2 separate regions of the Homo sapiens genome follow, and region 2 is linked to region 1. A link is a contact called in ENCODE Hi-C or POLR2A ChIA-PET data. All regions are on one chromosome and are shown on one strand. The core of a region is the stretch at or near the end of the contact, and the rest is flanking DNA. Distances in the headings are between cores, read along the strand shown.

Region 1 (4,100 bases), core at 432-2,931:
CCCTGAAGCAGGTCATAAAACCTTCACATGAGAGGTGAACGGTTCCCTCCCTACACCCAGGGGAAAGGAGCATCCTTGTCCCTGGAGACACAGGGACATGGAGGGGAATCTGAACAACAAGGCTTGCTAAGTTTTCCCCAGTTTTGTCACCATTAATAGTTCCCTTTTGTCCTCCTCTCATATTTCTCCACGATTGTCCGTGCTTCATCAAACCTAGCATGAAAATATTCAGGCTTACCTGTTTCCTCATTTCCTGATGAGGGCTCCTGTGTCATGTAAAATTTATGTTAAATACATTGTTTTTGACCTTTCTTTTTTTTTAATCTGTTTTTTGTTACAGGGGCCTCAGCCATGAATCTAAGTTGGGTCAAGAAAAAGATATTTTTCCTCCCTTACAGTATGAGTGTGTGTGACTGCCTTTTCAGTGAGGGTGTAAATGGTGGTATCTGATCCTGCCCTGTAAGGAAGTGGGAGCACATATGGCTCTGAGACCCTGCCAGGTGGAAAGCACATAGAGGAAAGAAAGCTCCCTTTGAGGAATGGTCCCTGTGAAGACTTCCCCTTAAGAGAAGTTACCCCTGAGGAGAATTACTCCTGAGGAGTGCTCCCTCTGAGGAGAGACTCTGTCAAAAAAGAAAAAAAAAGAAAAAAAAAAAAGAAGAAGAACTTGACGTGTGAAGCATGCAGGAGCTGTGCTGAGTACAACATCCATGTGTCTTGTTTCGGTGGCTATCTTGGGTCTCAGTCCACCTGGAACAATGGACGGGTTGTTGACTAGCTGCCTTGCGGTAATCTCAAGGAGTGCTCCTCCTAAGGAGTGTTCCCCCCTGAGGAATGCTCCCCCTGAGGAGTGCTCCCCTGAGGAGTGTTTCCCTTGAGGAGAGTTACCCCTAAGAGTGTTCCCTCTGAGGAGAGTTCCCCTGAGATGTGCTCCCGCTGAGGAGTGCTCCCCTGAGAAGTGCCCCTGAGAAGTGCTTCCCTGAAGGGTATTCCCTCTGAGGAGAGGTCCCCCTGAGAAGTGTTTCCCCTGAGGAGTGCTCCCCCAAGGAGTGCTCCCACTGATCAAGACTCCGTTAGCCTTTCCAGCACAGATTCTCCTCTGAGCTCCAGGTTGAGGAAAGAGTCCCTTCTCTGGAAGGGGGGACTTTCTGGCTTTAAAAAGGACAGATTTCTCTTCTAACATCTAGGCAGCTCTTGGAGGCTACTAGTGGAGGGCTCCATGGGATTGACAGCTACTTAGGAGGGCACCAGGCCAGCTGCCCTGCATGCCACAGCCTCATTTCCTCTGCTATGGGGCTCTAAGGCCCAGTATATTCTGAGCAGGGCTGGCCACAGGCAGAGCTGTGTACGGGGTGGGTTGCCCCAACTCCCTTCCCCACATTAATCTCCTGCCCCTTTCTACCATTTCTATGCCTTCAGCACCCTTGCCAAAATGCTCTTCCTTCCATACAAAAAGGGCTGCACTCAGCTTTATTCATAATAACCAATTCTTAAAAGCAACCAAGATATCCTTCAGTAGGTGAATGTGTAACCGAGCACGGGTCTGGCTGCTTTGCCACTTGCAAGGTCCAATGACAAGAGTGAGATATGGTAGAAAGAAAGTGACTTTATTAACCAAAACTAGTAAAGCAGAAGTGAAAGTGACCAGATCCCCATCCAAAGTAATCACTTTAAATTTCTGGGGAGAAAACAAGAGTTTAAAAAAGGGAACTTGGCCAGGCATAGAGGCTCATGCCTGTAGTCCCAGCACTTTGGGAGGCCGAGGAGGGCAGATCACAAGGTCAAGAAATCAAGACCATCCTGGCCAACATGATGAAACCCCTCTCTACTAAAAATAAAAAAATTAGCTGGGTGTGGTGGCGCTTGCTTGTAACCCCAGCTACTCGGGAGGCTGAGGCAGGAGAATCACTTGAACCCAGGAGGTGGAGGCTGCAGTGAACCAACATCACGCCACTGCACTCCAGCCTGGCGACAGAACAAATTCTGTAAAAAAAAAAAAAAAAAAAATAAGAGGAACTTGACATGTGAAGCATGCAGGAGTTGTGCTGAGTACAAGATCCATGTGTCTTGTTTGGTTGCTATCTTGGGTCTCAGTCCACCTGGAACAATGGCCGGGTTGTTGACTAGCTGCCTTGAGGTAATCTCTGGAATTTTGCAGCTGGGTCTCCAGGCTTGGTCTTTCTGTCTCAAGATTAGCCCTTGGAAGGCAGCTTTTGATAATTTTTAGATCATACTATATTAAATCCCTGTGTATTCCATAAAAAAAAGATTAGCCCCTGGAACTTCTAAGTAAGAACATATTTAGATACTAGCATACAGTTAGATAAATGCAAAAGGAGTATATGGTGGGAAAGGGTGGGACATAGAGTCTACCTTAAGCTTACAGGAAAAGGCTTCTGCAGTTTGCTTCAAGGTTGTATTTAAAGACTAGGGAGAAAAGAGAAAGGGGACATTTAAAAAAAATGCATTTTGAAGTTAAGCTATTTGGTTACAAATGGATAAATAAACTATAGTAACATCCAGACAATGGAATATTATTCAATGTTAAAAACAAATGAGCCACCGCACCATGAAAAGACATGGAGAAATATTAAATCCGTATTACTAAGCAAAAGAAGCTAATATGAAAAAGTTACATACCATATGACATTCTGGAAAAGGCTAAACTATGGAGAAGTCGAAAAGATCAGTGGTTACCTGAGGTTAGGGGGAAGGAGGGATGAACAGGCAGAGCACAGAGGATTTTCAGGGCAGTGAAACTACTCTGTATGGTCTAATAGTGGATACATCTCATTATGTATTTGTCCAAACCCACAGAATGCACATAAAGAGTGAACCCTAATGTAAACTTTGGATGACAATGATGTGTCAGTGTGGGTTCATCATTGTAACGAATGTACCACTCTGGTGGGGGATGTGGATAATTCAGGAGGCTATGACTTTATGAAGGAAGTGGGTACATAGGAAATCTCTGTATCTTCCTCTCAATTTTGCTGTGAACCTAAAACTGCTCTAAAAAATAAAGTTGTTGTTGTTGTTGTTTTTAAGCTGCACTCTTCTGTGATGATTTGCATTTTAACAGTATTCAAACTCTTAAACCAGAGGTGAGCAGCCTTCTTTGCATACCATTTATTTTCCATGAAATGAAAATGCAAGGAAAACAACATAGATTCTCAAGACTTGGAATACTTGCTTTACTGAATAAAAGAAATGTCAATGAGGAAACTGTCATGGCTTTTTAGTCACTAACAAGTTAGTATCTGGACATTCATCCTGAAAATCATTCACCAGTCTGGTGGTTCTTCCATGTAGATCTCAGTCCTCAAGTTGCTCATCACTGCTTCATGCTGAAAAACATAATGTTTTTGTTTGTTTGTTTGTTTGTTCGTGACAGGGTCTGGCTCTGTTACTCAGGCCGGAGTGTGGTGGTATAATCATGGCTCACTGCAACCTCTGCCTCCTTGGCTCAAGCAATCCTCCCACCTCAGCCTCCTGAGTAGCTGGGACCACAGGTACATGCCACTACGCCCGTCTAATATTTTTGCATTTTTAGTAGAGATGGGGTTTCACCATGTTGCCCAGGCTGGTCTTGAACTCCTGGACTCAAGTGATCTGCCCTCCTCAGTCTCCCAAAGTGCTGGGATTACAGGCATGAGCCACGGCATCCAACGCAACATGAAGCTTTAATAGTGGCATTTCGGCTGGGCGCGGTGGCTCACGCCTCAGCACTTTGGGAGGCCGAGGCAGGCGGATCATGAGGTCAGGATATCGAGACCATCCTTGCTAACACGGTGAAACCCCATCTCTACTAAAAATACAAAAAAAAAAAAAAAAATTAGCCTGGTGTTGTGGCGGGCACCTGTAGTCCCAGCTACTCGGGAGGCTGAGGCAGGAGAATGGCGTGAACCTGGGAAGCGGAGCTTGCAGTGAGTCAAGATCGCGCCACTGCACTCCAGCCTGGGTGACAGAGCAAGACTCTGTCTCAAAAAAAAAAAAAAAATAGTGGAATTTCAGGCCAGGCACAGTAGCTCATGCCTGTAATCCCAGCACTTTGGGAGGCTGAGGTGGGCAGTTCAGGAGGTCACGAGATCGAGACCTTC
Region 2 (3,822 bases), core at 813-3,312, 53 kb before region 1:
CACTCATCACTAAAGAAGTGCAGATTAAAATAACCATAAGGTACTAATTTTCACCATTCATTTGGTAAAGATAACCAAGATGACGCTAAAGTGGAGTAATATCCACTGTTGACCCAAGTGTGGAGAAACCCTGTGTATGCTTGCATACCCTATGGGAATATACATTCATATCATTTTTAAAGGACATTTTGTCAAAATATGTCCCAATTGTGAATGTATATGTTCTTGATCCAGGCATTGCACTTCTAAGAATTTACCCAGCAACAAACTCACAAGTGTACAAAGATGTATCTTCTAAGATATTAATTATAACATTGTTTAACACAGAAAAAAAAATGGGGAGCAACCTAATGTCCATCTGAAAGGATCTGATGAAATAAAAATGTATTGCATCCTTACAGCTTGAGAGGTTGGGAGATAATTGGGATTGGGTTGGAGAAACAGAGACCTTGGAACAGGAATGATAGGAATGACAGGCTGTGTGTGTCAGAATAGATGGTGTACAGAGGCCAGAGAGGAGCATGACCAATTTGTGGTGTGGGCTGGTAAGAATGTGGAGAGACATGTTGAACACAGTTTTGTTTTGTTTGAGACAGAGATGTTGATGCTGTACACTGTGATCATTCTCTCTAACCCCATCAATCTTTAATAATACTTTAAAAATCAGGATATACTTAATGTGATTGGATTTCTTGTAAATACTGGTCAAGGACTGAGATTTGTGTGTCAAGCATGGCCTGAGGCCAAAAGAAAGTCAGTCAAGCAGATGAGACGGACGGCCAACATCTGGGTCACATATGCTTGTGTATGTGTAAAAATTTTATTGAAGCATATGCAAAGATCTGTTGCCAGAGTTACCTCTAGGGGGCAAGACTGGGGGTGCTTTATGGAGGTGGACTTTTCAGTTTATCCCCTTCCAAATCACTAGCATTTTTACTTTAAAAACAATCTTTTTTAAAAAAGTATAGCACTCAGACAATATAACTGGAGAATGACGGTGACTCCTAACCAATTGAGTGTAGTGTCTCAACTTTGCCCCAGATTTGATTCTTGCATGACTGTGAAGACTAGAATGAGTCTTTTTTTTTTGGAGATAGAGTTTCACTCTTTTTTGAGATGGAGTTGCCCAGGCTGGAGTGCAATGGCACAATCTTGGCTCACCGCAATCTCTGCCTCCCAGGTTCAAGTGATTCTCCTGCCTCAGCCTCCCGAGTAGCTGGGATTACAGGCAAGTGCCACCACGCCTGGCTAATTTTGTACTTTTAGTAGAGACGGGGTTTCTCCATGTTGGTCAGGCTGGGCTCAAACTCCTGACCTTAGGTGATCTGCCCACCTTGGCCTCCCAAAGTGCTGGCATTACAGGGCATGAGCCACTGCGCCCAGCCTAGAATGATTCTTGAAGAGAGATACAGGTGAAATGATTGTGCTTGCAAAAGGTTTGAAAATGACACATTTCTGAAATTACGTAATTCACACATTACAGAAAAAGTACTATTTGTTGCAATTTATGCATATTCACATTGTAAATAGTAGGTGCTCAACAGATGTGTATTGGCTTCAATAATATTTAAAATATTTAAACCTTTGCCCAAAGTTCAGATATACATGTATACTCTCATTCGACTAAATTTTAAGAGAACCATACTCTGGTAATTGTTAATTGCCACTGTGCAGGGCAACCCCTTACTCTGTGTTTGACATAAGCACTGCACCATACTTTTCTAATCCACATCCTGTGCTATCCAGAACCAAAACAAGAAATGAGAGTCTGATGAATCACCCACACAACACTTAGCAGTCACATACATGCTATTTTCAAGACACGTGAGACCCACGTTTACAGTAATTTAGAAATTTTACCATTTAATTTTGCTCTCGAGGAGCGAGGTGCTTTTTTTTTTTTTCTACAAGCTCCAGAAGTTCCTGTAGAAATCCTAGGACTGAAATTTTCCATTTTGAGAGCAGAGTAATTGTTTGTAATGCTAGGCTCCCCCAGGCAGGCTGGAAGCAGAACTGGAAATGAGCATGGCTTGTCTGGCGGGGAGAAGTCCTGCACACATGTTCCAAATGATGCAAACTTTCCTGGCCGCACCAGCGAATCTCTGTGAGCTGGGGTTCCAGCACCGTGTCCACCACATCGGGAAAGCGCTGCTTCCTCTGGCTCTTCCGGGCTCACCCCCAACCCTCATTTCTCTCTCCCTAGTGCCAATTTAATCGGTTTATAAGCCTGGTCAGTTGTTGTCAATCTATTCTGCCCAGGCTACCCATGGCCATGGAGGTTTGGAGGAGATACCAGATTTTATTTTATAACTTTATTTCCCAACATTTTATTATCACAATTTTGGAATATTCAGAAAAATTGAAAAAAATTGCAGTTAACACCCATATACTCAGCATCAAGATTCTAACGTTTTCTCACATGTGCAAGCACTAGTATTTGGGCCTCCTCTTTCCAGTACTGCTGGGGCTCAGCAGCCACACCTTTGTCCTGAGCTATCCACAGAACTCTCCCTCCTTTCTTAGCCACACTGATCTCCAGGCTCCCAGTGCCTACGGCTATTATAGACTTCAGTGCTCAACATTTAGCACCTGCATTTAGATCAGTGCCAGGCCCTTAGCAAGGCACAACCTCCTTTTACATATATGATCTTATTTAATTTTTAGCCCACAAGATAGATATCATTATTATTCCTAACTTATGGTGAAGAAAACGGAGACACAGACAGGTAAAGAGTCTTCCGAAGTTACTTATGGCTGAAATTATTACTATGAAAGTAGTAATCACAAATGAGATATTTTAATTTATATATTTAAAACAAAATATATAGGTATATTTAGGTGCTCCTGTTAGTATTTCAATGTGTACTGGCAGAATTACATTGTCATCATTGAATGTGTGTTTCAGACCAAGATGTTTTGAAGTTGTTGTTTGGGTGCTGCCAGTTTTCATTTTTTTTTGAGACAGCATCTTGTTCTGTCGCCCAGGCTAGAGTGCAGTGGTGCGATCTCGGCTCACTGCAACCTCTGCCTCCCGGGTTCAAGCAATTCTCCTGTCTCAGCCTCCCAAGTAGCTGGGATTACAGGTGCGCACCACCATGCCCAGATCATTTTTGTATTTTTAGTAGAGACAGGGTTTTGCCGTGTTGGTCAGGCTGGTTTCGAACTCTTGACCTCAAGTGATCCACCCGCCTCAGCCTCCCAAAATGCTGAGATTACAGGCGTGAGCTACCACACCCAGCAGATGCTGCCATTTTGACGTGGCTTTTTAGATATCTGTACCCAGTCCCCAAAGAGGTTTTTGTTTTTGTAGCTGTAATTGTTTAATGTGGGTCATTTTAACTGTACCACTCCATTTTTTCCCCCTAGAGAATCAAAAGTGTCTCATTTGTTTTCCAGTGTTGCTTAGTGAAAATTCATGGCTATCAATGACTTAGTGTAAATAATCTAGTAGAGGAGTTCTGGACAACAGCAGAAAATACCACGCAGTTTCATGCTGATTTCACCAGTCTAAAAACAAGTCATAAAACTTTCCGTTACAAACAGCTGTTGTGCAGCCTCTGCTCCTACAAGATAGTAACAACGCAGCACATCAGGGATGATGGGAAGCATTCAAGTACGCCACAGGAAAAACATCTTACGTGTTATCAGTTAATACGAACACAAGGGAGGGATTTTTGAGATGTGGGGGGAATGCAAAGGTTACCAAGAACAAACTCTGCATTGCCCAAAACCAGCCCCCAGAGCTCTCCACCTTCTTCCCTTTTTGTAGCATTCTTTGCTAGAAAGCTAATCTCTATGTGCCAATCTAAATTTATAAGGCAC

Evidence for each region. A loop is a pair of places that touch in the nucleus more often than their neighbours do. ChIA-PET counts read pairs that join two places held with the same protein, here RNA polymerase II (POLR2A). Pooled maps may share reads with other maps.
Region 2: a pooled map shows a loop between it and region 1 (2.1-fold over the local background). The contact joins two enhancer-like sites. A Hi-C loop is called at or near these places in 5 of 50 pooled maps. POLR2A ChIA-PET finds 5 or more read pairs at or near these places in 3 of 52 experiments (WTC11, activated CD8-positive, alpha-beta memory T cell and activated naive CD4-positive, alpha-beta T cell).

The regions. Positions count from the first base shown.
Region 1 is chr1:116,792,497-116,796,596 of GRCh38, reverse strand. No RefSeq gene overlaps it. Among named protein-coding and RNA genes, the nearest start is that of CD2, 40 kb to the right of the region's middle. Within about 2 kb of position 1,681, at least 2 of the 41 ENCODE cell types and tissues checked have a DNase peak (open chromatin) inside an H3K27ac peak, as active enhancers do.
Region 2 is chr1:116,846,016-116,849,837 of GRCh38, reverse strand. No RefSeq gene overlaps it. Among named protein-coding and RNA genes, the nearest start is that of PTGFRN, 62 kb to the left of the region's middle. Within about 2 kb of position 2,062, at least 6 of the 41 ENCODE cell types and tissues checked have a DNase peak (open chromatin) inside an H3K27ac peak, as active enhancers do.